2 separate regions of the Homo sapiens genome follow, and region 2 is linked to region 1. A link is an interaction called in ENCODE POLR2A ChIA-PET data of the cell type or tissue named here. Cell type or tissue: MCF 10A. All regions are shown on one strand. Each heading gives the region's core, and the rest is flanking DNA. Links, peaks and the distances in the headings are about the cores only.

The links. ChIA-PET counts read pairs that join two places held together with the same protein. Peaks named below come from ENCODE experiments on the same cell type or tissue, not always from the same donor. Only the 100,000 strongest peaks of a DNase experiment are listed, where the experiment ranks them.
Region 2: POLR2A ChIA-PET joins it to region 1 with 5 read pairs; 6 of 35 experiments call an interaction of 5 or more read pairs at or near these places.

What each region holds. Positions count from the first base shown.
Region 1 is chr11:114,160,106-114,175,032 of GRCh38, forward strand. The region is part of intron 3 of ZBTB16 (zinc finger and BTB domain containing 16); the gene reads left to right. Among named protein-coding and RNA genes, the nearest start is that of ZBTB16, 110 kb to the left of the region's middle. RefSeq lists enhancers at 1-473, 4,126-4,627, 4,628-5,127. In MCF 10A, for the core only: no CTCF peak of the experiment used is centred there; a DNase peak (open chromatin) is centred at 7,016.
Region 2 is chr11:114,225,042-114,239,968 of GRCh38, forward strand. The region is part of intron 4 of ZBTB16 (zinc finger and BTB domain containing 16); the gene reads left to right. Among named protein-coding and RNA genes, the nearest start is that of NNMT, 64 kb to the right of the region's middle. In MCF 10A, for the core only: no CTCF peak of the experiment used is centred there; no DNase peak of the experiment used is centred there.

The sequences.
Region 1 (14,927 bases), core at 4,794-8,793:
GCTCTGTGTGCTGCCCCACCCCCTCTTGGCGAGCATTGCCTGTGTTTGTTATTGTAGTCCTGGCTCCAGGCCAGGCCTGGCTGCGAGCCAGACTTGTGGGTACAGTATGTACAGTGAGTGCTGAGCCAAGTTTGTCATCATACACCATTAATTTTTTTTTTCTAATCTGGTTGGGGTGGGGTGAAGGAGGAGGCAAGAAAAGAGTTTCTCCGATGCTTGAGAATAGGCCGCATTGAATTCCGCAGAGATGTCATTTCTGAAAGGCAGACGGAGCTCCGGCTTGTTCTTCCTTCGCAGTTTTTCCTCCTTTCTCTCCCTGTCGTCCTCCTCTCCTCTTCATTTCCCTATCACGCGAAATCAGCCTGCAGGAGATCGACAATGCAGGTCTTATTTTCAGTGACTAGAATACTAAATTTACACTGCTAAATCAGTTTTCATTGTGTTGAAATTGACAATTTGTTTAATTAGAAGTTTGCCCTGTAGGAGGCCCTTCTGAGAGACAGTGCCTTCCCTTTTTCTCTCTCCCTTACTTTCTGTTTTAAGGGTTTTTAAAAGAGCCTAAATGGTAGTAGTGAATTTCAGTTTAATTGAAGTTTTAATTTCAATTCGAATGTGTGAATTAATCAAGTGTTTATGGGCTATACCTGATGATCACAATAAGTTTAAACTAACTATCAATAACCAAACTCATTAACTAATGAGATGATCTGGCCAGGCCCTGCATTCTCAGAGGTGGTTTTGGGGGTCAGAAGGGTTTGCGTGTTGGGGAAAGAGGCTTGGGGTGGGAAGAGAGATGACCTCCAAGGCTTTGCAAAGCTAGCCCTGATGGAGGGTGAAGCTTGGGTGTAGGACTGTGGCCCTTCCCCTTCCTGTGTCCCAGGAAGACTCTGAAACCTCCCTCCTCACCCTCTGCTACCTTACCCCTTTTGGGGATCTGGCATTGAAGCATCTGTTGATCCACTGTCTCTTCGCCACTCCTTGTCGTAACACGAGAAGTGATTCCTAGCTCTGAGGTGTCCATGCAGAGACCACAGACACATGCAGTGACTCAAATTGGTTCTGAGATGGGCCAGTGTAAGGTTTCCCATTAGGTAGATTTCCCACAGCTTGGCTTAACGTCCTGGTGGCTTATAAGTGAGCATGCCTAGAACTGCTTGTCCCTATTTTTGACTCGGCTGCATACGATTAGGGTTTGAGTATTCATGTGGCCTGCTCCTATTCTGGGAGTGTCATTCATTTTTGGAGCCAGAGGATGTTTAATAAGCACGAATTGTGTGTCAGGCTCTGTGCACTTAACAGTGAAGACTGCTACAACATCCCTGCCCTCAAGGAGCTTAAGTCTAGAGTGGGAGATGAGTATGACTATGCAATCATCATACAAGATGGTAATGTGTGCAAAGTGCTAAGAAATCTAGGAGAAATTCAGAGTAGGAGAGTGTTTTGTGCCAGAGGGTAACAGAACAGCATTTTGAAAGGACTCGGTGAGGGGAAGCCGAAGCCACCTATGGAAGTGGGTGGTGTAACCTGCGAGTGTAGGCTGGGCCTGCAGGGAGAGAGCAGAGTGCAGGGTTTAGAAGAGATGGACGAGATACATCTGTGGAAGGAATAGCAAAATGATCTGCATTCTCCCTGAAGCACTGGAGAGCCACTGAAGGACTGAGTAAGAGGGTGACATATTTTTGTGTCTGGAATAGAAGGGACTGTTGGGCTTTTTTTTATGTAGACTAGGCTAGAATATAAGGTGAATAAAGCCTGTTGGAGAACTTGAAGACTGGCCGTCTGTGTTGGGGTGTGGCTGGAGTGTTGAGAGGCCTGTGCCTTCTGTGCTGGTTAGGGCCCTGTGGCCCCATTCTGCCAGGTGGGAGGCCCCATCCTTCCACTCCTCTCTTGCCCTTGTCAGGCACTGTAGGCCCTGGCTGTTGAGAAGCATCCCTGAGATGAGGCTCTTCCCCAGAGTTAGAGCCATGGGGAAAGAATGAAGGCTTTCGTTGATAGATTTTCTGATTTCAGCAGCAGCATGGAGTGGCTGGGGCTTATCACCTGGGACCTGGGTCATCCTCCTGGCAGGGAAAAGGGCTGGAGGAGTCCTTCAGATTGGATCTCTTAGGCTTTCCTCTGTCGCGGTTGGACGGAAGAAGAAAAGCATTACAAGATGGCAAAGATCTGTGGCTTGTCCTTGTTCTGTTTTATTTATTTATTCTTTTTTGGAGCACTGAGCTGTGGGTTTCAGTTTCTTCTCCTCAAAGACAGAGAAGATGGGGGAAGAGAGGTAGCTGGAAAATTCCCTGTGACTGGGAGGAGACAGTGCGAGGTGGTCCCCACGCTGATGATGGGAGAGGTGCCTTTGAGTCCAAAGATGGCTTCCCCTCATCTTGTCTCTCCTCCCATTCACCTCTCTCCTCCCAGATTAGGTATCTGCTCAGAGCAAGAGACTTGGGGCTGCCCAGGCTTGTGAGAGCCCATGGCCAATCCATGCACCCTCTGCCCACTCTCCAGTCAATACCAGCTATCCCTTCTGGTTAGCTTCCTACCATCAGGGCAAACCCGGGAGATGACCAGGAAGAAACTTCGTTCATGTTCCTTGACTCCCTCCACATTCCTTATGTGGGGGCGCCTTTGGTTTTTGGGTCAAGGAAGTGGAGAAGATCAGATGGGGGTGGCTCAGAGGCCAGGCTGCCCTCCCTTCGGTCCGCATGGGTGATGCGGATGCAGAGAGTGGAAAGGGTGAAGGGAGCCACTTTCCCCCAGCTCGCTCTTGAACACACTTCTCTTTCTCTCTCTCTCCCTACTCTGAATTTGGCTTGCTTCCCGAACTTTTTCCCAGAGTGGTGTCGTCACTGGCCTGCCGGCAGGTCTGGATGTTCTGCCAGCATTCCAGAGAGTTTATGATCGCTTGCAGATGCGCCTCCAAGAACACACTGTACCCAAAGCAGAAATTAATGCAGGCTTGACTACCGTCCAAGCCCGTACACGGGAGAGAGGAAAAGGAAAACAAAAACTGTTTAATGCTGTTTATAAATTATACACTGGCTGATGAAAAATACATTTCTTTCCTCTCCCCTTTTACTCTCCCCCCAACCCGTCCTCAGTCCCCCCCCAACCCCACCCCCACCCCTTCTCGCTTTCTGCCTCAAGAGCCTAAACTGAGACCAGAAGAATATGGTTTTGCTTTTTAGCTCCTGTTTTGGCTGGGATCCGAAACCCTGCTGCTGATTCACAGCCAGAGTATTTTTCCCCTTTACCTGATGAAATATACTGATTTTCCAGCCCAGATGGGGTGTTTTTGGTTTTGTTGTGTGGGTTGTTTTTGTTTTTTTTGGTTTTTGTTTTTTGGCCAGGGATTTTGTTTACAGCAAGTATCAGGTTCCATGATGGTGCTGGGTGCGATGCTGGCCCCAGGGCAGATAAATCCCCCACGTAACTGCCACCTTAGTGCTGCGGTTTTGCGTGCCTGGGTCCCCCGGTCCTAGTCAGGCCAGCTGAACCGAGAAAGTTGGGAAAGTTCATTGCAGGTCATGGTTTTAAACAGTGTTTTCACCAGTTCTCTCCCACCCCTTCACCTACAGCCCCTGTGTGAAGAGGGGGTTCACATGTCCCTGCCCCCAAATACACATGTCTCTGTCTCCATATGGTGCCTTAGCAGGGGTTGGGGAAGCTCGTTCCATCTACCCCTCTGGATCCCAGCATCTCCTCCCACCCCGCAAATCCCCCATCCCAATTTATTCTATAAATTTGTTTCCACATTATGTCTATCCATTTACATGGCTTTTGTGTTTTTTAATACTGCTAATGTTTATCGTTTGCCCAACAGGCTCGACAGATTTTGCTTCCTGTAGAGCATCGAGGCTTTAGAGCCCCCTCGTTGCTAAGTAGCAGTCTCCCTGTACTGTAATGGGCTGATTTTGTATTCTGTTCAGCGCTGTATCTTATTTTTGTATGCAAGACAAAGTGTTTTGATGGAGGACGATTGCGGCAGTGTCTGGAGGCTGTTTGGAGTTTTATGGGCTGTACAGTACACTGTGTGCTCTCTGAACAGAACACAGGCTGTTGAATTTTGGATTGGATTTGTCATTTTTCCCCCCTCAGAGAGGAGCCTGTCAGATAGAACATTACTTTGAGGGTGGAGGGAAGAAAGTGGAAATTATGTAATAACCTTCTTCCTTCTCCCTCTCTCGATGATTTTTCTATCTCAGCATAGGGTGGTTTCTTCCACACAAACCCTGTCTCATGCCACCACATGATTTTGCACAGCTAGAGGATGACGGTCTTATTAGGAAATGAATGGTGCCCTAGAGGGATGGATGCTGGGACATCTGTCTGTCTGCCATTTATTCTCCTAGTCTCCCTTTCCTCTCCTTTGCTCCTGCCATCCTTCCTACGTTCTGGGTTGCCTTGCTGGTCCTTGTTATTGTCTGAGGATGAATAGATATGGGGTTATTGGGGAGGGATATTTACGTGGGATCAACCTGATAATGGCAATGCCATTTCTGATTTCCAGGGCCTTTTCGTCTTCCCTTGGCTTCGCAGACACACACCCTGCCGGAAGCGTTCTTAGGAGGCCTGGCCGTGCTTTCTCTTGCCCTCAGCCCCATTCCCTAGCCCTCTAACCAGGCTGGGCCTGGGTATCTGTATCCAGGGCTGTGCCTGAGGGGCCCCACCCTGCTTTGGGCATCCATCACGCTACTGCGGCCCTTACTTTCAGTGCTCTTGTCCAGGTCTCTGTGGTGGCAGGTATTTATTTTTCAGCTCTTCTCTTCTCCTTCTATTTCTCCCCAATCTGCTTTCATCTCACTTCATCTCTTTGTCCCTGTCCTTTGTGTCTGTGTCAGCCTCGGCCTTTTCTTGACACTCCTGTGTATTTTCTGTCTTCCTTCTTATGTCTTCATCTGTCTTTGTCTCCATCTGTCTTCGTTGGTCTTTTCTCTGTCTCTCTCTTTCTCTGTCTTTGTCTCTGTCTCTGTCTCTCCCTGCCTCCCTGCCTCCCTGTCCTAACCCACCACCTCAAAGTTTTTTTTAGCTTGGAAGCTGGGCAGTGGTTGGAATGGAAAACAAAATGTCACTCTGGCCCAGAGGTCTCCCCAGAGGGGAGGACTCTTGAGCCAGTGTCCCTAGAATGCTCCCAGCACCTAGAATCTCATGTGCTCTTGTCCCTTGCCTCTCAGGGGCCAGAGTGGGGCTTCTCTGGCTTGGCCCCTGCTTTTCCCAGGTCCCTGGATGTTCCCCCCAAATCCCAGTTGTGTTGAGAATGGGCAAGTAGTTTAGCAGGGTTAGGCTTTACAAGGCCCTTATTGGACTTTGCTGGTACTGTGCTCTCCTGGGCCAGTACTGTGCACCTGAGTGCAGGACTCAGCAGCTGCCCTCACATACTCATGCCCTAGCAAAGTGCCTGGTACATAGGAGTGTTGTGCACTGATAGTATCTGTCAAATAAATGAATATCCTGTTATAAAAGTGTTTGTACTACTAGGGCAGATCTGGGTTTGGTGGGGCCTGAAGCGTACTCAGTTTTGGGTGCTGTCTCTCAGAAAAGGATTATAAATACCAGGTGTTAGAGCCTCTCCCAGGAAAGGGGTCAGTGCCAGGGAGAGGCCTGAAGCTTCAGCTTTACTGGCTTCCGGGAGAACAGGCCTGGGTGAACCACTTGAGAGGTTGCTGTTGAGGGGTCTCACTTGGAACTACTTAGTGGGGTGGCTCAGGGCTGAGGATAGGAGGGTGTCATCTGCCCAGCTCTGGGGACCTTCAGAACCTGGGACATCTGTGCTCACAGGCCTCAGGTTTATGTTCCATAGAGGTCAAGCCTTTGGCAAATGGCTGCAGGTCGCAATGGGCCTGGAAACATCATGGTATTTCACATGCTCTTCTCAGTGAGGTTGCTTGGTAGGGATGGACCCTGAGTTCCAGCTCACCCAGAGCAACCAGGTAGGCAGCCACTCTTGGTAGCATCCTGGCCTCCACACTAACCCTCGGTGACTGTCAGTGAAATGGCATGGCATTCACTCCTCTCCCAGGTGTTCAACTGCCTAGGTCTGTGGCTGTGGCTCTCCTGCGTTCTTGGGGCATAGAACTGCAAGTATCGTGGGGCAGAGGACTGGTCTACGTGTGTGTGTGTGTGTGTGTGTGTGTGTGTGTGTGTGTGTGTGTGTAACCATGAGGGAGAGGGGGCCTGGAGGTGATGGAAGGTGTTTGCAGACATCTGGGCATCTGTTCTGTGGAGCTTGCAGACTCATCCATTAAATGAGGTTGGTGAAGATTGCAGGATTGGACAGTCCTTTGGGTAGAGGGACTCACTTGTTGGAGGGTATGGAAAAGCTGCAGTGTCTCCTAGAAATCGGGGACACAGTCCTAATCAGAACACCATGTGTGCATGTGTGTGTTTGTGTGTCCAAGCATGGGAACAAAAAGAGATTGAGAAGAAGCATTTACATGAAATACTCAAATTTGTTCCTTTGCTGTAATGGGCCCGCACAGACCATTACCTTGAAGATTTAAAAACTAAATGAGCTCATCATATCGAGTGACTTCTACCGACATTCATGCTTGATTGCAAAGCCTGCTTTACCTTTGAATTTCAACTTCATTGTTTGTTATTAATTCTCAGATGGTGGTGGTGTGTTTCTACCTTTTGGATTCAGCCATGAAAATGTTGATTTTGTGTGATGGATGTGAACATTTCTCAACAAGACCCCACTGAAGAACCTTTTCATTTTAAAAATAGCCCCATGACCTTTGGGGCTCAGACTGGAGTTTCCGAGGAATCCAGTGGGCTGAGGCAAGGCTTGGGTTGACTTTGGAGGGGGCAGAAGTTTGCATTTTTTTGTCTAATAATTTGAGTTTCATATGAATGATTCTGTGCTCCGTGCAATACTATGCATTTTCATAACTGTCTCTTTCACTTTGGGTAAAGGAAGGGAGGGAAAAAATAACAGCAGCAGCATTCTGTGGGCAAAGGAAGAAAACAAGAGAATGGGGCAGAGAACAGGCTAAATTTAAAATTGTAATTGGCTGACTTCCACTGGCTTGCGGGTGTTTTAATGACTCATAATAACTTCATTTAAAACCAGCTGAGCAGAAAATAGATTGGAGAGGAGCCTCGGGCCATTATGGATTTGTGGTTTTTTTTTTTTTTGGTTTTTTTTTTTTTTTTTTTTTGACAAGCTTGGTTTTCAGCAGCCAGGAAGGCTCTCAGAGAGGGCTTGGCTGTGTTTTCTCTCTCTCTCTCTCTCTCTGAGGGTTGGTGGTCTGCCCAGGAGAGATTGTATAGAAACCAGGGCGAGTTTTTTTGTTTTTTTTTTTTTTTAAATTCTCCCTCTACCCCTTGCTTTTTTTTTTTTTAACTGATTAAAAATAGATGCCTTGAGGTATTATTTTAGCATCAGTAGGATTTTTTTCACCTTTGATGTGGTAAATGGAACATAAATAAAATTGTTTTTGAAATTACTGAATTAATTAGGTAGTAAAGCAACCACAATGCATAAATGTCCTTGGCCGTCTGGTTTTTCTCCCTAACCCTGATCTATATTTGTAGGGCGTTCCCTTTTCTCCCCAGCCCCCTCCTGCTCTCCCAGCGACCCCTCCTTCCTCTGAGCCTGCACCTTCCCTTTGAATGGCAAGATTCTTTTATCATCCCGGCAACAGCTAAATGATTTTTTAAAATCCATAGGATTTTGACAGTATTGGTTCTATCTGGTTATCTGATCAGCTCCAGGAGTTTTGGGACTTGCCAGAAAAGGCTCTAACCTGGCTCTAGTTGTTTTAAATAGGTCCTGCCTGTTTCCCATGCTAGGCCTGGTGCCCGACCGGCGAGCGTTCCTTTTTCTCTTCTCTTTTGAAAAGTCAGCCGACTCAGCCCTAGGATGTGTCTGTCTGGGCAGGACAAGAGGCCGCCCTCCATCTGATCGCTCTTAGCCATTTATCTATCCCCTCTTATGGCACCTGTCACCTTCTTTGTTACATAGCTATTTATTTGCTTGGCCTTTTTTGCCTACTAGACTGTAAGCTTCTTGAGAACATGTGATTTATTTGTGTCCCCTATACTACCTCGCTTAGTAACCTGAATGGTGGTTATAACTCAGTCATTTGAAAAATAACCTAATGGGTGAGTGAGCAGGCATGCGGATGGGCACATGGTAAGGAACAGACCTGAGGTGCTGCCTGCTTCCCTCCAGCCCCAGGAGTCAGCAATCTGGATGAGAAGACAAGGATGGAAGGCGGGGACCTTGTCAGTAGTGTGCTCTGTTGCATCCTCACAGCGGGACACATAGCAGGCTCTCAGGAAATATCTGTTGAAGAAGTGAAGGGCTCAGGATGCATGGTTTGGCTGCAGGAAGGAGAGAAAGACATTTATTGAAACTTGCTGTGTTCCAGGCACAGTGCTATGTGTTCTGCATATCTGAACTCAGTCTTTCTTCAACTTTGGAAGACAGATATGCTGATTCCGTTTTGCAGATGAGGACAGTAAAGAGTTAACTTGCCTAAGATCATAAAGCTAGAAAGTAGCAGAGCTGGACTTCAATCTCCCTCTCTTTCTCTCTCCTTCCACCCTGTGTCTTGCTTTTCTATTATAGTATAGCATGCTGCTATACCTAGCCCTGGCCTCGTGCTGTTTGAGTGCCTAAATGCCTGCTTCTCTGTTTGTAGAGCTAACCAATCTCAAACTGGGGAGCTGAGACCAGGAAGGCCCTGTGCCCAAGGGTCCTGGGGGTGGGGAGGGTGGCATAGTAATTGGCTGCTGCCTGTGTGCCTTGCACCTGTGCCACCAGGAGCAGGTGTGGCTTATTAGCCTCTTCCTGCTCTGCCAGAGGAGCATGTGTTCAGTGGTTGTGAGTTGTGGCTATGACTTCTGCTCAGTGCCTTGTAGGGTTGGGGATAGGAGGGTTCTGGGAGCCTTGCAGGAGGGTCTGTGGGTTAGTGTGTGGCCCTCCCACCCAGGGAGAGCTTGACTGTGTCATGCCCCCCACTCCTCCTTTGCACTATCCTGCCAAGTAGGAGGGGTAGGAGGAGAGAGCTGCCTGTGGTCCCTCCTGCATGGCGACGCAACTGGGTGCTCTGCTTCTGGTAGATGCACCCTGTGATGCTGGGGTGGGGTGAAAGGGGCAGCCGACCTGTGCTGCAGCCCAGAAATGTGAGAGCTGTGACCACTTGGGCTATTACTAGCGCCTTAGACTTCAAGCGTCTTGGAGTATGATGCATCAGGAAGGTTGGGCCTCCCTGACCTTTCAGATTATGTCCAGTGAAGCTGGACCACTTGACATGAGGCTGGTTGTGTCCATTCTCTGACAGCCTCATCTTCCCCAGGCACGCGCTGGGGATGCTGGAGCTTTCTCTGGGGAGCGAAACATCAGCCAAATGGGAACCAGATGGTGAAGGTTGAGCAGCAGAGAAACCTCGATGACTACTCTGGGTCACACGTGTGGCCCTCTTTTGCAGGAAATCGTTTGTGAAGTCATTCATCAGTTAGCAACTGAACCTAGGGCCAGTGGTGTGCAAAGCTTGGCAGGGTGGACAGAGGGGTTGAAGCCAGTGTCCTTGTCTGCAAGAAGCTGGTGGTCTGGCTGAGAGGGTGACACGAGCCCCCTGGCAAGAGAAGGCGTTGAGCAAGGCTGGGTGTGCTCATTGTGACCGCAAGAGGAAAGACTGAGTGCTGCAGGCATTTAGAGTGGGGAGAAGCTCCTAAGAACCAGGGGAATGAGGAGAGCTTCGGGAAGGAGGTTCATGGGATTTTGATGAGGTCTTTGCTGCTGGAGTATCCAGAAGGAGTGCTGTGGTGGGAGTGGCCTACCTTTCTGGACAAGAGGAAGCAAGAACTTCTGTGAGCTAGAACCATCCAGGCAGGCATCTCTTTCCTCCTCATCCTCCTCCGCCCATAGCCACCTGGCAGAGACTTAGAGCCCAGTTTCTTGCACTTGGGAGTCCTCCAATCCCTGTGATGGCTGTGGGCCTCCTTGGCCTGGAGGTTGAGAAACACTGCATTAAAGATGAAAAGCTGCCACTTCAGGGGGCCCCTCCAAGTTGAGGCATCCATAAAACAAACACATGTGAAAGCAAGGCTTAAAATTGGATGCGGACCCAGAAGATTGTAAATTTCTCATATAGGATTTGATGGACTAAAAAATATGTTACGAGTACCTAGAACCCCACAAAGCCTAGGTTGAGAAGACAGGTCAGAGGGCTGCCTCTGGGTGAGGCTGAGGACAGAGTTGGCCACCCTGGAGGGCCAATGGAGGAAGCATCCGAGGACGGTCTCAGGACGTGCCCCAGCCCACCTCCTCGGACCACGTGGGTGAAGCCCCTGTGTATGCCTTTAGTGAAGACTGAGCTTGTTCACCGCGTAGATGGAAGCCAGTGGGAGAGAGGGGCGGATACCTCTGTAGTCAGGGGCTCCTTTTGTTGGCTCTCTCCAGGATTCAACCTGACAAAGACATGTCTTCCAGACTTTTCCCCAGTAGTTAACGCACTCCCTCCTCCTTCCCCCAAACCAGTCCCGTTTTGATTGGAATTCTTTCACTTGCCTGGGACAAGGGGAAAAAAAAAAAAGCAAATTCTAAAGTTTTCATTAGGTAGTTGGGATAAAAAGTCTTCTGGGGTAGTTGGATTAAACTTCAGCAGCTCTCTTACTGACTATTATAAGCTAATTGAGCACAGGGAGCTCATTGGCGGCTGCATTTTTGTTGGAGTAATTATGAAAGACCACAGTCATTTTCAGTAACAAGGTAACTCCGGGTAAAGACAGAACTCTCTGAAACTTTGGATTTGCTGGAGTCTTCCTTCCTCAGTTGCCTTTGCTAATATGAGCCCGGGATAAAGGCCCAGAGACCAGATATTTTGGGAGGCTACTATCTTGCCTGAATATCCCGGATCTCCCAGTGCCTTCATTGGGGCCTAATGGACATAATCCAGCACATCTGAGAGAGCACTGCTGGGGGGCCAGTTTTGCATTAATTGAGATTTGGGGTCTGGAGTCAGAAGCTCTGGAGTATAGGCTCGAGAGGGACAGGTGCAGCCTTTGAAGCTGACCCGGGAGCAAAGAGAATCACAGTGCACTGTCTTCATTACTTATTTATGCACCAAGAGCAGGGTCTGATTATAGATAATGAGGCCGAATGATACTCTCTGTCTCTAATGAGGTCCTGTCTGTCCTGTCCGAGCAAAGCGTGGACCAGCGTATGTAGGACTGTGATGACAACCCTGGGGATCTTTTCTAGCCCATAGGATTCTTGATGGGGAAACATTCCTAGACATACAGTCCTCCCACTGAACTCCACCCCCATCCAGAATCTCTATCAGGAGCTAGGAGCCGGCTCAGTGGGCTGGGAAGGGCCTTTCAGTGCCCTTTGGACGGGGCCCTGGGGCCTTGCCAAGCTGAACGTGTCCTCTGGGTGGCCTGCCTCACCTCTGGCCTGCTGCCCATCAGCATTGAATCATGCCCCTCAGAGGACAGCATGTAACTGTGCTTCCCGATATAGCCCCCGGCCCCCCAAGGTGACAGGAAGAGTCATTGTCACGGGAGTACTCCATCTTTCTGACACCACAAGGCCGGCGTGGCTTTCTTCCCTACTGCTCAGCCCTGCACAGCCTAGAATTCTGCTTTGGGAGCATACATAGAGTTCACAGAGCTATTTTTTTTTCCTACTCTCCGTCTCCCACTTTAGTTTTCAGAACTTTATCTCAGTCTCTGGCACGGACTATCTGCTTCCTTCCTCCATCTCAACATTATAAAAGTTTGTCACAGTCAGAGGCTGGCTGAATCGAAGCAGAAATGTGGTGTTTGGTTAAATTGTAAAATTAGCTAGGAAAGTTAATGAGGCGTTCCGCCTCTGCCTGCTGAAGAGCAGGACGTTTATGAAGGTGCTTCAAAGCACCCTGCCTGAGAAGGAAGGAAAGGGAGACAGGAGCAGCAGGGGAAGCTGCCCAGGAGTGTAGAAGAGCCTGGTCCAGGTGAGTTTCCAGGCCTTGGACGTGCCTTTCACTCGCTTAGCTGAATGGAACCTGAGAAATCATCCCCTCAATCCTCCTGCTGTGGGTCCAGCTCCATCTACCCACTCCGAGTCCATAGGAGTTCCCTACTACATGTCCAAGAATGTCCTGCGACCGCACACAGCTGGCCATGGTTAGCCATTCTAGTGCCCAGATTTCCTTTTTGTCCTGGGCAAGGCAGAAGAGACAAAAACTGAACACTTTGCCTTAGAAGGAGCCCATGGTAGAAAGGAGGAAACCAGAGATAATGACAGTGGCAGCTGACATTTCCTGGAGGCCTACAGGTGCCAGGTACTGTGCCAGATTGCTTTACTTCGTCATCTCATTTGAGCCTCACAAGACCCATTTCAAGTTGGTACTGTTAGGACATCCATTTTACAGATGAGGAGACTGAGTTTACTTGCCCAAGATCACCTAGCAAGTAAGAGACAGAGCTGCGCTGTGACCCCAGGGCTGCCTGACCCTGAAGCCCCTGGTCTTAACCTCTGCGGCAAAGTTGTTTCCATCCCCTTTCCAGGCTGCCCATTTCTCCCAGCCCACAGCTCACGTGGTACAGATTGCACGTTTGCAGATGCTCACCCTGAAGCTTTGGAAGTCACGGTCTCAAAGGTGCACGTGGAAGAGCTGCCAACAGTCTATTTCCTGCACACACCAAACTCGCAGGTCTTCTAATTACACCAAACAAACCTTTCTGTTTTCAAGCAGCTATGGGCTTAATATGGCAAATAGTTTCCCACCTGGACCTCTGGCATGGGAGGAGCCAGAAAAGACGAGTTTTGTTTTGTTTTGGTTTGTTTTTTTCCGGCAGGGAGGTGGTTCGTACTTAGAATAGGCATTAAGTGTGGCAGGCAATATTTCTGTTTTGAAAAGTGTGGCATCTTAAGGCTGCTGAATTTTGAGCCTGCAAATGTCAGTGCCGTAGTTGTAATGTAACACCTCAATTATGGTGCAGGGGGTAAGGAAGCCAGACTCTGAAACCTGCAAGGCTCTTTAGATCCACAGCCTGAGCCACAATTAAGGTTTCAGAAACACCAAAGGCAAGCCAATGAGTGTCATTTTTAACCAGTTTGAACATTTTACTACTTCCTAACATCAGAAGCACCCGGGCTAGAGAGCCCGCTTCTTGTCCTCAATAAAGTGATTAAGCTGAATGGGTGTTGGGGAGTATTATTAGGCTGAGAAGGGCTAAAAATAGACATGCTCTGTTTTCTAAAAGCCACAGCAGGCCTGGAGAGACTGGCAGCATCGAGGTGCCACTGAGGGGCCCAGGGGAGGGGAAGGGAGGGTGGCAGTCTCTGGAGCTCCGTGTCTGAGATGGGGATGGTGGGTGTTGTGACGGGTGGGTCAGGTGGTGGGGCCTCTTTCCCAGCTGTCACCAAGAGTGGAATCACAGTGGAAGCACATCCGTACCCGTATATGTGTATTAATGACTTTAAAGGAACTGACAACTCTGGAGTCTCTAGGAGGGATGCCTAGGCCTAAAATTTACGTACTCAGCCCCAAGATAATTGAATTTACCTGCTGTTCTGGGAGAAGGAGTCCAATCTGGGCAGTGAGTAAAGGGCAGACTATAAGGGGCACAAGAAGAGGGACATGGGGAAGAGCAGAGGCCTTTACAGCCGAGAGTGAGGATCTGCTCGACAAGCCTTGATTAACTAGGATGCTCAGAGAAGATGTAATCAAAGGACTTTTTGGTGAACTGAAGGTTAACCAGGAAACCTTGTCTATATCGGCCTTTGTCGTTTGCTATCATTCATCAATGTGAGAGTCCATTTTTCTACTTTCAGTGAATGCAACTGATTGTCTTTTTATGATAGAACATCTTGCTTGCTTAGAAGTCAAAAGGAGAATGCCTAAGAAGGGAGTTAAGCATGGAGGTATATGCCTAGAGTTTTATTATAAGTCACTCTAGAAGATCGTTTGTACGTTTTCCTTCCTACATGTTTTCATACCTTTGAACTCATTCCTCTCTATAATAGCTTTAAGTGCTGGGAGGGGCAAGGAACATGACTTCCACTTTGTAGATGGAGAAACAGGCCAAGAAAAGTAGGATCTTAGAATACACTGAGGTCTACGCAGAGGCAAGTCTAGACCCTGTGCTGCTCCCAGCCCAGGCTCTGTCGGATAGACAGTGTTGTTTCGTGCCTGGACCAGGAGGTGAGAGTTTTTCTTAATAGGCAAAGGACTCAGAGAAGAGAGTTAGGTGGGCTTCCCATGCTGCCATTCTGACTGAGGTTTTTTTTTTTTTTCTTTTATGTTTACTAGCTATGAGACCTTGGGCAAGAGAACTAAGCTTTTTAAACTTCAGTTTGCATATCTAAGGCCAGGCATGGTGTCTCCTGCCTGTAATCCCAGTACTCTGGGAAGCCAAGGTGGGCGGATCACCTGAGATCAGAAGTTCGAGACCAGCCTGCCTAACATGGTGAAACTCCATCTCTGCTAAAAATACAACAATTAGCCGGGCGTGGTGGCATGAGCCTCCTAGCATCTCTCTCCAATGCCACTTGCAACTGTCTTTGTAGTGTGTATGTGTGTATTTTGTTTCTAAGATAAAACATCTCTAGGTAATATTTCAACAAATGAAAGAAATAAAGCCTTTTAGAAGGCTCCTGATGCTGTCACAAATGTGATAATCATTGCACTCTTCAAGAAACCAATTGGCAGAGCTCTGTATGCAAGTTATCTGCTGACAATTGGCTGTAAGCTGTACAAGCCCTGTAGATGAGAGCTTCTCTTTTCCTGGAAACTCCACCAGGAAGCCGTGCCATAGACCCCAAAGACATCCAGGTCAAGCTGCAGGGAAGAGGCAGGGTTCAGTAGGCATAGAAGGCTGTCTAAGCTGGGCCCGTGCTCCCATCACAGGCAGTTTAGTGGAGAACCTGGGCTGGATGTTGACAGAACTGAGATGTTAGCTCAGCTACCCACTAGCTAAATCAGGAGCGTTAGCAGCTTAAC
Region 2 (14,927 bases), core at 6,421-10,420, 67 kb after region 1:
AAGCTTAGGGTACAGCAGGCTGGTGAAATTGAAGGATCCCAGGCAGGGGAGTTCAGGAATTGGCCAGAAGTCAGTGGGGAGTTGGACGACGGGCCTTGAAGTGTGGGCCGAATATGAAAGAAGTAAGGAAAGGAAAGGCATTCTAGGGAGATTTTTGAAGATCAAATAATGGGTTTGGTGGGAGTAACTGGATGGGAGAATTTAAAAGGTGGGAATGAGGTTTGAATATAACACTGTAGAGATAGAGCTCTTCTTGGTGATGAAAGACATAGAGTGTTCTCTATAAGCACCTCCTAGAGGGGGCCTAAGTGCAGCTCATGGTACCTGTCTTAGTCTGTTTTGTGCTGCTGTAGCAGAATGCCTGAGAGTGGGTAATGTATACAGAACAAAAATGTATTTGGTTCACAGTTTTGAAGGCTAAGTCCAAGATCAGGGTGCCAGCGTCTTACAAGGGCCTTCTTGCTGCACCACTCCATGGTGGAAGGCGAGAGGGCAAGAGAGAGCAGAGCACAAGAGGGGACTAGATTCATTTTTTCCTAAGGAACCCACTCCCTTGAGAACGACATTAATCCACGCGTGAGGGCACAGCCCCCATGACCCAAACACCTCCCAAGAGGCCCCACCTCCCAACACTGCTGCATTAAGATCAAGTTTTCAACACAGGAACTTTGGGGGACACATTTAAACCATAGAAGTACCTAAGTTAAAACACCACAGCCCACTGATTTAAATATCTGTACCCCACACCCTTCTTCACCCAGCCACTGGATCAGTGTTCTAAGCAGCTACTGTTTCTCCATCCCCTAATCATGTGACACTGTGATAGACATTGTTCATATATTATCTCTAATCTGCCCAGCAACCTTGCATGGTGGGTACTATAACTCTAATACAGAAAGGAAACTAAGACCCAGAGATACTAAGTGATTTGCATATGATTATGTAGTTAGTAAATAAATGGAAGAGTCAGAATTTGAACCCAGGTGTGGTCTGACTTCAACACCGAGGCTCTTTGCTTTGTACTTCTCAGACTGTAAGCTTCTTGGGGCCAAGAAGTATTTTCTTATCATTGTGTAGCCTCAGGGTTTGATTCCTATACAGAATTGGGACTCAAGAAATTTGAGGTGCATGAGTGAGTCAGTAAGTGAGTAACTGAGTGAGGGGTACATAAAGTAACTCTCTAATGCTGTTCCCCAGGGGAAATAAAGCACCACCACCCAAAGAGAGAAATGAAGAGCACTGGACAGAAGAAAGGAAGAGCAGAAAGATTTGGCCATCAAGCGATGCTGGTGTTGGGTAGCTAGAACAGAGGTGTCTCTCTTCACTACTGTTTCTAACCAGGGTGCTGGACAGCCTGTGGTTGGCCTGAGAGAGTCAGCCCTAAGGCCTCCATCTGCCCCAGCATCAACCCCAGGCTCCAGAGCTGTCAGGCAGTGGCCCAAAAACTCCAGAGGAGGAGCTGAAAGGGGAGGTACCTAAGAAACAAAACCCACATGGGAGGAGAGAACCCCAAACCACGAAGTGACATTCTACTTCACGTTTCCTTTTAGTGTCGGCATCTGAGGCTGGGGTTTCTCTCCAGACCCTCCTTCAGAGTGCCCAGGGTTGGCGTGTCTGAATGTGTGAGAGTGTTGGGAGGGACCACGCTGCCCATGAGGAGCATGCACACCACCTGACATGACCTTGAACTCCAGCCAGATGCCTACCAGACACTCGTCTTCCTTCCCTGAAACTGATTTATAGAATCAGGAGAGCAACCTACTTGAAAGGAGGGTAGTTCCAGATGTGGGGGTAATGGGAAATGCTAGTGGGCAATGTGCTCTTTTATTTTACTATTTTTCTTTATCATATCATATTCCTCTCTCTCCCTCCCCAAATAGCAAGAAGGACAGTATCTTCCTTCCAGGCTTTAAAATCCCTTGCGTGCAGCCTGACGTTGCCTAAAAGCCTCTCCCTCAGGCCTACGGACTCCCTCTCATTGCTTGCCTATTCAGTAAGCCTATAAATTTACTGTCCCCTGTCCACCACCATCACCACCAGCCTGTTGTGGCAGGGAAGGTGGCCTGGTGAGCCCAGTGGACTCCAGCAGGACTGCAGCAAGGCGATACTGCTTTGTGCAGCAGCCGGAGCAGCGCTGTCCCTGAGGTCTGCAGGAAAGTCCTGGGGCCCAGGAAGACAGTGGCCCATCACCCCCAGTATTGCACATCAGGTATCCCCCACCTGTGTGCACCATGCACACCCCCACCATCCACCTCCTGGGCCCCATGTGCTGGGGGAAGGTGTGGTCAGCAGACAGGGGAGGATGTCATGCTGACGGAGCCCCTTAGAACAATAGGAGCTTCACAGGATCACAAAGCCTATCCCCCCTCATGTTACAGAAGAGTTGAAGTCCAGAGAAATCAAATTCATTTGTGCAATCCTTTATCCATCTATTCGTCCTTCTCTCCATCCAATAAATATTCATTGAACACCTGTCAGAACCAAGAGATAGAGTGCTGTATAAGAGAAGTGAGGTCGCAGCTCTCATGCAGCTTTCATTCTGACAGGTGGGGAAGACAGTAAACCTTGAACTTAAAGCAAGTCTCTAAGTCTTGTGGGTGTCACAGCTGAAGACTAAGGCTGGGCCTCCTGTAGTGTCCTTTGCAAGGCCCCATACTCCCTGCTTCCTGGGAGGCCAAGCATTTAGTTTGGCTCTCCATTGCAGATGGAGAAGTTTGAGGGAATAAATACCAGTTTGGACTAGATACTTCTGGGCGGCAGAAGGGTACAGGTAGTTTCAGACCAGGATTGGTTTTTAATTTTTTAATTTTGGTAAATTATATGTAATGCAAAATTTGCATTTTTAACCATTTTAAGAGGACAATTCAGTGGCATTAAATACATTAGCATTGTCATGCAACCATCAACACACACTGTATCTCCAGAACTCTTATCATCCCGTAAAACAGAAACTCCGTACCCATTAAACACCAACTCCCCATTCCTTCCCTGACTCCTAGACAGGGATTCTTAACTTTTTTGTGCCATTGGCTCCCTGGGCAGTCTGGCGAAACCCCTGAACTCTTCCTCAGAATCAGGTCTCTAAATGCAGAAAGTAAAATACATAGGATTGTCATGGAAACTTGAAATACAAATATCAAAATATTTTTTAAAAACCATTTGTAATATAGAAATATGTGTGATTCTTTGTTATCCCATTAACCAATAACATCAGGCTGTAATTGAATAACTACCATATTTTTGCGGGAGTGGCTTGCATAGATGATATTTTGAGATGACTGCAACATTTCTAGTGCAGTGTGAAAATACCTGTAAAGTCTACCGGTGACCAAGTAGTTACCAGTACTGCCCATATGACTTGCTGGTTGCTTATATTCCTAATGGAAGGAGCCACTGAATTTCAGTTGGAGGTTGGTGAAAATAAAGATGTCACTTTTTTCCCCTCTCTGAGTTCACCAATCTCCTGAATTCTGTCCCTGGACAGCTTAGGGGTTCCGTGGACTCCAGGTTAAGAAGCCGTGCCTAGACCTGAGCTCACTCCCCTTTTCTGCCTAGAGGGGCAGTGCACAGTGCACGGGGCTGGGAGCGTGTTGATACGTAGGATGTCGTGAGTGAAGCAGTCCCTTTGCAGGGCATCACAGGAGCCCAGCCAAGGGGAAAAGGTGCCCCCACTCTCCCCAGGCCGCCAGCCTGCTGTCTGAGGTGGGCGGGGCCGGTGCCCCCTAGAAGTGTGCCTTCTGGCAGCTTCCCCCGCCCCCTTCCACCCTCTTGTCCAAGGGCTCAATGCAGAAGGGAGCCATATGGTCCTTTGTGGACACATTTTCCCTAGTACAGTATCTTCCTGGTGTGAATGCAGGCCTGGCGGGCGCCCTGGTGTCAGCTGTCCCTCCCCTTCCCTGGCGCCCCATCCCCCATAGCCAGCCCAGAGAGTAGCAGGTTGTGGGGAGTCGGGGAGCCCTGCAGAGTCGGGGTGAGTAAGGAGTCTTTCAGTAACACCCACACACACACTCACACAGAAAACTGTGGAAGTGAAGTCAAACGTCTCAAAGTCAGATCCCTTTTTGGTATGAATTTGCTGTGTCTCATTCTGGGCACTAATTCCAATTTAATTGCGAGTGGCCTGAAGCCTCTTCAATAGGAGTAACAAATGGTTTGATTTTGTAAACTTCATCAGACTGCATTTTAAATGCGACACAGTAGCCCAACTCGAATGCCAATGAAGCACTGGAGTAGCTCTCTGTTTACTAATTATCCGTTTTTACTCCAAGCCACGCTGGCTGGCTTGTCTGATTAAATCGGATTTGTGGGATAGAGAACAGCTAGCAGAGTTTTCTCTATAGTAAACGAGATTGAAACTATGGGCCGCCTGGCTGCACACTGTAAATTATATTTCCTTTTAAAGGGGACGTGTCTCTTTTATTTCTCTGTCATCCCTCCTGCATATTAAACTTTACGGTACAGAAGTATACCCGGCTGCTTCTAAATCCAGCCTCTCACCCTCTACCTGGTAGCCCACTCTCACTTTCTGTGATTTCTGTCTCCTTCTCTGAAGGACTGGAAAGGAAATTCGTAGCTACGTTCTCTGCTCCTTTATCTTTTTAACCCTTTTCTTTTCTTCCTCTTTATTCTGGAATTGGCTTTTCATTATTCCATTATTTTCAAAGATACCTGTGATGACATGGATGCTTAGAAACTATATTGAGTTAGCTAAAAGAGAGTTCTGGCAACAGAATTTACCAGGACCTAACACAGACTGGGTTTTAGCTTTTTAGAAGGATGTGAAGATGGGTGGTATTGGGCCGGGGCAGGCAGGGGTTGGGCATGAATTGGTAATGATAGTTTGAATTGTGAAAAAAGAGTCAATTTCTGAAAAATCAAATGTGTTCCTTTGGTTCACCTGGAATGATGAAATCCCTTCCTCTGAACGCAGTGAAATCAGAATCACCTGATTTCTACCTGTGGCCCAGCGGAGAAGGCCGTGGGGCAGGTGTTGGAAGGGTGAACGTTGGTGGTCCCGCCCTCTCGGTTGAAGCCCAGGTTGGGGCAGTGGGTGTGTCCTCTTTCTACTCCCTGGCTGGTTCTGGGTCTGACGTAGAGCTCCTGGGCTCGATTTATTGTTTATTCCTCTGACCCTAGGAAGGCAAAACAACCTCTGTCCTTGGTCCTTCCTGTAATGTGCACGTGCATGTGCAACACACACATGCACACACATGCAGGTACATGAAACAAACGCAAGGAGCCCTGAATCAGGTGTAATCAGGCTGTGCGTACATTCTGCCGTTGCTAAGACCAACTCCATGAGCTCGACCTGCCCTGCCCTCATTCTTGGTATCTATGTATGCTCTGGGAGCTTTTTTATATTTTAATTTGCTTCTGAATGTCCTGCAGAATTAACAGTATCTGTCTGCACTTTTCCCTTTTTGGCTATTGTGTGCCGTACAGTACGGGAAGGCCGCATGGTGTCTCTGATATTGATAGCCTGGTTACCGTGGGAATGAATGGCCACCACACTCTCAGGCCCACAGCCCTCCTTTTAATTGTTGACAGTAAAAAGCATTTAAATGCTGCTTAATTTGTAATCATCTTCTGTGGGGGGGGGGCGGGAAGGAGAGGAGCCATTAAAATGTCAGTAAAATGAATACATCCTCTCCTTTTTTGTTATTTTGTTTTGCTTATTTATATGGGGTAGTTTTTCTTTTCATTGCCCAGTGTTTGGGAGATATTTAAATGGCGCTGAAACAATCAGTATTTCGTTTTATTTTGAATTTCTGTCTCGCCCAACCCCTGCTCCCCTCCCCACTCCATTCTGTCTCCCTGGGCCTTTGTCTTGCCTCTGTCTCTCTCTCTTTTCTGTCTGGGTCTCCTCCTGCCTCCTGCCTCTGCCTCCACCTCCCTATCTCTGGAATACATTGGGGTTTACTGGAAATTTTACATGAGAGCCTAGCTGAGGTTTTTGGGTTTTTTTCCCCCAGAGAACCTACTCCTGGGCTGCAGTTTCTCTGCAGGGGCCTCAGGATGACTTTGGGAATGTCTGAAACTAGAGAGAGTGACCATCTATAGAAAGCATCTTTTACATGTGAAGTATACTGGAGATGAAAGAGTCCTGGGGATAACTTATTGTTCAGACAAGGAAATTGGGTCTTACCTTCACGTGGAAACTCCGTGCCTCCCGTGAAGCTCTGGACACACAGCCAGAATGTAAATGCCTACTATGTGTTGGACACTGTGCTCTTGTAATGAAACTGCTAGATTCAGAGGGTCTGGTTCTCTGACTTGCTCTCTATATGGGCTTTCTTGGGGGTCTTCTCTATCATTCTGCTGCTGGGGGCTTGGGAGAGAAAGCTCCCCCTCCATATTCCCCACCCCAACTGCTCAGCCCTCACCTGGCACAGAGAGGCTTCAGGTACTCTCAGACCCAGCTACTCAATAATTGCCTCTGTGAGTGTTCAGCCAGTTCTAGGAGGTCTTAAGCTGCTAACTGGTAGTCCCCTAGAAAAGGGACCTAGAGGTTCTCTCAAGTCCTGTGAAATTTTCCCATCTTCCTAAAAATCCCCATCTCACAGTGCTGCTTGAGAAAGGTTGAACCTAGATTGGCACCCAGCAGGTGCCCAGTCAATGTTGGATCCTTTCTTTGCCTTGTCTGTGACTGTCCCTCTGTCAGCCTAAGAATGTGGTTCCTTTTAGTTAAAGAGATTCTCTTTAGCTAAAAGAAGGCTGTGAAGTCTGACTTTGAAAGAGAAAATGCTGACGTCCATCTCAGTGGGAGAAAGGACCATTCAACCTGCCAGCACCCTCTTCAATAGAATTGTTGAATATTAGAGTGGAGAAAAACCCTTTAAGGATCACTTATATCCCTCTTCATTTTACTGTTGAGGAAACTGAGGCCCAGAAAGGTCTAGTAACCCACCCAGGAGTGCACAGCGAGTTAGTCACTGAGCCAGGACTTGAGGCCAGGTTTTGTACTCTTGTTCCTGTTCAGTTGGGAGTCTGCAGTAAAAAGCCACGTGAGGGCAAGAGGATGGCTGGGATGTGAAGATCCTGGCCTGCCCTTTCATGCTCCGTCCCGATGTTCCCCCACCCGCTTTGGGGCTTCTTTTCCTGGAAGCCTCTAAGATCAGCTGAATTCGAGACCAAGGGACCCATATTTCTTGCAGTGCTCATGCAACCTTGCAGAGGGTTACAGGCAGAATACATGCCAGGGAATGGACTTAGGAAGAAACTGATTGTAGCTTTTGGTTTATTTGCTACCCACCTACCCCCAAATGCAGGAAGTAGGGAGCCCTTTGGCTTTAGGAACCCTGAGAGTAAACAGGTGCCTGTCTCTCTCCTTTGAACTTCATTTCTACAGAACAAGCAGTGTAGAGAAACCGAGGAAAACAGTTCTCTGCATCTTGGGAGAAGTTGTTGAGCACGGGGCCCTCAAGTCGGCACCCTGCCTACTTGCTCCATCCCACAGTCCATCATTCTCCCAGCCTGATCCCATCTCAGAGGCACCTCTCTGCCAGAACGGGCAGTCCCTGAGAGAGGCTTCCACATCAGATGCCCCACCCAGGGTTGGGCTGGGTTGGGTTGGGCTGGGCTAGGCTAGGCTTGCTCTGCAGAGCTGGGCTAGGTTAGGCTACTGCAAGCTGCCCTTCTCCTCTCTGGGTTGTTGAAGTTGGTCCGATTTTTCAATCGTGGGCCAATTAGTTTCACAAATGGGGGCCCCCGTGGTGCCAGGGCACATTTGTTCCGGGCCTGCGCACTGGCCAGGCCCCATTGTTCTGCCTCCCACCCCCATGTGGGCCCATTGTCCTCGCCCCCAGCGGGTGCTGCTTACTGCTGATTTATACGGGCAGGCGTCCTGCGGGCTCCAGGCTTCTCTGCCACAGCTGGCGGAGGTGCTTAAGGCCTTGGACCCCGTGACCTTTGCCCTAGTCCTGCTGTCATTTTGAAAGTTACAGACCAGAGGGCTGCATACCTCTCCGGATTTACTTTCCACCCCAACTCATCCCCGGCCCCACCCACTCTACTGCACATACGCATGCGCGCGCGCGCGCGCACACACACACACACACACACACACACACACACACACACACACACTCTCTCTCTCTCACACTCCCTTTCCTTCTTCCTCTGCTTGCTCTTGGAGAAGTTTTAATTCATTCTGGAATGTCTGGAAGGGTCCAGCCACTGGACTGGAAACCAAGAAGAAGGAGCTGCTGGGGCAGGTGGGAGGTACCAGCGGAGGATATTAGTCTCTGCTGATGTGCTTGGAAGCAGCTACTTCCCGGAATGTGGTTTTTAATCCTCGGATTCATTAGTTCCATATCTGATGCTGGGAGGAAGGGAGGAGGATGTTGCTGTCGGTGTGGCACTGCCAGGGAATCAGGACTTGATTTGGCTTCTTGCAACTTAACATGCCCCCTTCCTGCCAGAGGCCCCTGCACCCTAGAAAGGGCAACGCAGCGTAGGAGGTAGATTGAATGTGAAGGTGGTTTTGTAGCCCAGTACGAAAATGCAGATCTTGTCCCCTCTTAACCCGTTTATTCTCTCTCTCCTTGCAAACCAAACTTCTCTCCTCCTTTTTTTTTAAAACCTCCTTCCCTTTTTTTATCCACCCCTTTTCTTGTCCCCCTCCCTCATTTTCTCCCCCTCTTGGGCTGGTTTGTTGGAGTGATTGACAAAATTAGTAAATCCATTCATGTTACTTTTATTGTGCAGGTCTCAATAAATCCCCCATGTCCAGGGCGCACCTTAATGAGCTAGTGAGCTGACAAATTTGTTTACTGTAGCTGGAGGTGCCGAGTAATGAAATGCACTTGTGTCTGCAGCTCACTGCTAAACAAATACACGGTTTTCCGGGAGCCAGCTCTGCTAGCTGCTGCTGCCTGAGGACACAGCCACATTCCCCAAGAGACTGAAAGTTGTATGTGTGCATATGTTTTGAAAAATGTAATCACTCTCTCATCCATTGCTTAGTTTTAAAACAAATCTGAATCAGCTGCTCAAACTCCTCCCCTTTTTTGTTATGCAATGAAGATGCTTTTGCTCCCTTGACTGACGGTATTGAAACCGTAACATTCCCCTTTTCTCTTGTGGAAATGGAATGTCATACAGATGTATAGATGCCTTCCATGATTCTACGCAGATAAGAAAGGAAGGAAAAAGGGGCAGAGAGGGCTGGATAAAGAGACCTAAATTTGACAAGGACGAAATTGACAAGTGATGCTAAGGTTTTTGGCTCTTAGCTTGGTTTGGGAAGATGTAACTGAACGCCTCAGCAGTGGGTGACTCTATATGCAGGAGACAAACACCCATGCATGAGCTCAAAGCTAATTGAGTTTGAGACAAGTCTTCCAAGATGGTATCTTTGTGTATTCTACCCCAGTAAAAGGAACTGGGGAACTTGTCTCCCACTCACCAGCAGCTGATTGGAGTTTCCAGGGTTCGGTGGGCTGATTTGGCCTTCATTGCCCACATAGCTAGCCTTCTGAGGAACGCCAGGAGTACAGTAGTGCATCCCTAATGATCCTGAAACTCATGCCCAAGAGGAAAACCAGAGAACTAAAGAGAGGGCTCTTGGCCATTTGTCCAGTAGATTCCTTGAAAAGGAGGTGAGTCCTAAATGATAGCACAGGGGAAGTCAAAATGGAGGAGCCACTCAGATTCAAGGGCTGGACTTTGTTCCTTTCTGTCTATTCCTCACCCCACCCCAGCCTTCTCCATCCTTTTAAGATGCAGACAGAGCCTTCCTTCCTTGGGTGGGAGTCAGCCTGATGCTGCTTGCCTCTGCCTCTCTTTCTCTCTTGCCGAGTGGATGGTACAGCCCTGCTACCTTTTTCAGCAGCAACCTGGGGGCAAAGGGAGGAGAAGATGGGCGAAAGGAAAAGGCGTCAGTTTATATGATGGTTTGAGTGTGTGGTCACGAAGGTTGCCCATGCTGGAGATGGTGTCTTAGGAAAGAGTAATCCCCCAGGATGTCAGAGGGAGCAGAAAGACATATCTGAAGGATTTGGGGGCTGGGGGTGGAGGGAGGGGGAAGTTTCTAGTTTAAATCAAGGTTTTCACACCCTCCTAAATTTGATATTTTCTTTCTGTGGGGAGAAGAAGCTTTCGGGGTGGCAGGGGAGGCAGTCCTTCCTTTGTTGGGTGAGGTTGGGTAGGATTGGACGTGAGAAGCCCCTCCGGGGTACATGTGCATGCACGAGCACACACGGGCATGCACACACCCCAGCACATGCACACACAGCAGTCCCAGCCTGCTTACCAAAAAAAGCTGGAGTATATTTAGATCCCTCTGCTCCTTTGATTAAGAAACTGCTTATAGCAGGAGATAATAAGAGCTTTGCTCCAAGAAGGTGTAGCACCTGAACATCTTCTCCAGCTGTGTACCCCTCTGATCCTCTTCCTTCCCATCTATTAAAGAGATAATTGGTATGGAAATGGCACAGGTGTAAACATGAGGGGTTTTGTGTTTCATAATTTCAGACCCCGTCATCACCTGGGTGAAATACCCTAGGTCTGTGTCACCCCTTCTGCCTACTATTCCACCCTGGCCTGGCTTTCTCCCTTTCTCTCTCTTTCTTTCTTTCCCTCTCCCTTCCTTTCTTTCTTTCTTTCTTTCTTTCTTTCTTTCTTTCTTTCTTTCTTTCTTTCTTTCTTTCTTTTCTTTCTTTCTTTTCTTTCTTTCTTTTTCTTTCTTTCTTTCTTTTCTTTTCTTTCCTTCCTTCCTTCCTTCCTTCGTTCCTTCCTTCCTTCCTTCTCCTTTTTTTTTTTTTTGCTAAAATTAAGCTTGTTTTAAATTGGAAGACTTTGAGTCATACATGCCCTGTAGTCAAAACTGGCAGTGTTGCCACTGGGGGGTCTGGTGTGGGTCACCTTCTCTGGAGATAGAATTGATGCAAATGTGGTCCCAGATATTTGCATGGATCCTGCCCATATTACTAAGAGTCATGTTCCTTGAGTCTCGATAGCATCATCCTTTCTACATGCATCCCCTTTTCCTACTTCAGATTCCCTTTGAGCAGATACCCTGGGAGTCCAGGCTAAGACTGAGTCCCATTCATTCTTCAGAACAGCAGAGGTGCTAATTCCTTGACCTGAAAAATTATTTTCTTGGGTCAAAGCTGACTTATATATCTGATTTACATTGAAATGTACAGATTGATAGAAAACAATACATTTTTAGGATTTACATAATCAAAAACATTTGTCAGTTGCATCATAACAGGGCTATGAAGTTAGGGTTGGAAAGGGCAGGTTAGTTATGAATTCTCTTATCCTAGATGAAGAAACCAAGGTTAAGGACAACCACTGCCTGGACTAGGATCACAAATCCAAGAAGGGCTGTACCTCTGGGCCAGAATTGGGATCTTTGGACTGTTTCACTGTATAATATGGCAAAACTGATCCTTCTATGGTCTGGGTTTTTGCTTCCGAGCAACAGAGCTCAGACATGGAGTGACAACGAAGGAGTCCTGTCCAGCCCACCAGACAGACACGGGGGGCCTCAGTGAGATCCGCTGCCTGTGGGTCACTTGTCATTACTGATTTCCAAGGAGAGTCTTGTTGGATGCTCTTAGTAGTGGTTTCATTTGTGGACTGTAGTCTGAACTTTCCTCATCCCTAGCCCTCTGTCTGTACCATGACTCTCCTCATACCTCCTCCTCTACCCTTTGTGATTGTCTTACAACCCCTTATTTATTTTCTAATTCAACATGCAGTTATTAAGTGCCTACTCCATATCAGGCTGTGTACTGTGTGTTGGGGAATATAAAGATGAATACAATAGTTCCTACTTTGGAGGCTTATAATCTATTAGGCAGAGCTGAAAGTCCAAAATAAATGCAATACAGGGCTTTACGTGATACAACAGAGCTCAGAGGAAGATGGTGTTGTTGGCACTGAATCCTAAGTGGTGTAACTCCTCAAAGATGCCTTCTCTAGGGTCAGCTTCCCAGAAAGTAGCAGCCCAAAGACAACAAAACAGCTTAGGCATGTGTATTGTGCAGGGCTGCCATGACTCATGATCCAGGTCGTTCACTGCACAAGGGTGCCCAGCTGAGGAGGGAAGATCCCAAAACCCTGCCCTCTCTGTACTCACCATAAATATGCAGCCAGGTCTGTGGGGCTGGCCAGAGGAGGAGACGTGATTTTCTAATTCAGATGAAGGTGTTGTTTGGCCATCATTGGCTCTGTGACCACATTATAAAGTTTTTTCGTGTGGATATCTCATTCGATGTTCTTGATAACCACAGTGGCAGATAAGGAGCAAATGGATCTGGTGAAAAGAATGACTTGCTCGGGGCCACAAGGCAAGTATGTGGGAGAGCTGGGACCCCTGTGCTGCTTTTCCTTCCCCTGTGTCATGTGGACCATCTGACTTCTGAGGGTCTCGTTTATCCAGTCAGAGCACCTCCCCTCTCCCCAGTGGTACCAGGCCTGACGTCTCTCCATAGCAGAGGACGGAACCCAGGCGTTGAAGGGAGCAGAGCGTTCCAGTGCTGCCGGGCCCCCCTGCCCCGCCGCACATCTCACTGCAGCTAATGAATTGCTAATACAATTTTCTAGATAATTTTATTTCCATAGTCCCACATTTTAATGTGTTTCCAAAAGCTAGCATTTATTTGCTTAATCTCCCAGTGTAATAGAATCTGCCCTGACTCATCATACATGCGAACAATCAGCTAGGCTGAAACGCCAGCAAATTGTTTAATAACTCACATCTAGTCTCTAGATTTTTAACTCGCATGCACCAATAGCTTTTCTTGTGTCTCATCCACATCTCCCCCACTTTTCCATTTTTTTAAAAATACTTTTCTATCATCATAGCTGTTAGTTTCTAAGCAGAAAAATGGGGAAAGTGGATGCTGAGTCTCAGAGGCTCCCCTTTCTTCCCCTGGGAGCCTTGGTTGGTGGATACGTGACCAAGGAGCACCCCTGCACCTTGTGGAATGTCCCAGGAAGGGGAGAGAGACCACTGTAGGGACATCATAGTGTTTCCTTTCCAGCTGGTGACCATATGACTTCCAGCCTGTTGGCCAGTTGTGGAACTGGCCATCTGGGATTTTTTGCGTGCCACTCCTCCCTTGCTGTCCCACCTTTCTAGGATTTTCTCTCTCCCTTTGCCCTGGCAGCCTCTGCCCTGGTCTGGTCCCTACCCTCCTCCAGTGGCCCATCAGCCCTCTCGCTGCTTCTAACCGCTTGCTGCTGCTGTTGGTCCCCATGTGTGCCCAGAGTCACTGGCTTCAAACACAGGTCAGATCGTGCTAGCACCACTCGTCTTAGTCAAGTCAGGCTGCTATAACAAACTGCCACGGACTGGGTGGCTTATACACAGCAGACATGCATTTCTCACAGCTCTGGAGGCTGGGAAGTCTGTGATTGGGGTGCCAGCATGTTCAGGTTCTGGTGAGGGTCCTCCTCCTGGTTGCAGACTGCTGATTTCTCGGTGTCCTCACGTGGTGGAAGGGGCTAGCTAGCTCTCTGGGCCCTCTTTTACAAGGACACTCATTCCATTTTAATTACCTAATTATCTCTCCCAGGCCCCACTTCCTAATACCATCACCTTAGGGGTTAGGATTTCAAAAAAGGAATCAGAGGGGGACCCAGACATTAGGATCATAGCAACCCTCGGTCCTTTCATGGCACTGCATTGCCTGTAGAATAAAGTCCAACCTGTCCTGCCTGGCATATGCAGCCCTCTGATCTGACTCCCATCACCCTCCCAGCTTGTCTCCATCCCCAGGGCCTGACCTTGGCCCCATCTGCTCTGACATTTGCCAGTGGTGTCTCTCTCCTTAGCCTGGCACATGTGTCCCAACTTCTTGTCCTTTGCTTCTCAGATACTCAACTTTTAAAAGCCTAACTCAAAATCTCAGGAGCTCTTGGAGTCGCCCTGCCTTACCCTCTGGGTGGTTGTTAACTCAGCATCTCCCACTAGTCTGGGACCCAGTTTCTCTGCTCAGCCTTAGCCTGCCCCTGGTCACCTAGCACAGTGCCTGTACTTGGTAGTGGCTCAGTGAGTTGGCTGAATGGACATGAAGTGGGTTCAGGCCACCCTGAGAAGTAGGGACAGCATAGTGGGGCAGTATCGAGGGGCCTTGGAAAGGCCAAGGGGGCAGAGTGCTGCAGTCTGCCTTGCTGGGTGTATTGACACTCAGAGCACCTGTGGGTCTGGCTGTATAGGCTGAGATGTCCTATTGGGAATGCCATTCATGTTCCCTCTGCCCAGGTTCCTTCCATGCCGGGGATCTCAGAGGATGCATAAGGAGAAGCCTTGGCTCTTAAAGGGCATGGCTGGCCTCCAAAGCCTACTCAACCCTACTGATTTAAGGTAGCTGTTTGAACACCTGGCTTAATTTGGGCTCTCTGTGGGGTGGGGGTTAAGGGCAGAGAGGGAGTAGATGCTGGGGGCTCTCAAGTTGAAGGAGTGGGGGCCACCGGGCACAGAACGCATTGCAGATGCACTGTCCTCCTGTGTACGTCGGCCAAGCAGGGAGGGACATTGAAGACTCACTGTCAACTCTTGGCATTGCTTCTGTCCAGAAAGATACATCTCTCATTATGTCTCCCTCCAGCAAGTGAAGCTGAGTAGACTACTCAGCATTTCTGAGAGACCTTGGTGGCTCCCAGTGGGATTGGAAGGCCTCAGAGAGCTATGCCTTGTGACCCAGCCCCAGCTACTGCCCACTCCTGGCCAGGGGTTCTCTAGCCATTGCTGGAGCTGTACTAGAGGCAGGAGTCCTCTGTACCATCCTTACTGGGCCTCTTCCAGGGTAAGCCCAGACAGGCGGGCAGTCAGCTCCAGAGGTAGCATTGAGTCCAGCCCCGTGGTTTCTGAAAGACAAACCGAGATATTTTCAGATCCCAACTCTGCCTCTTTCTGTGTGATCTTAGGCAAGTTATTTAATCTCTCTTTTACACTGGTAAAAAGGGGGATA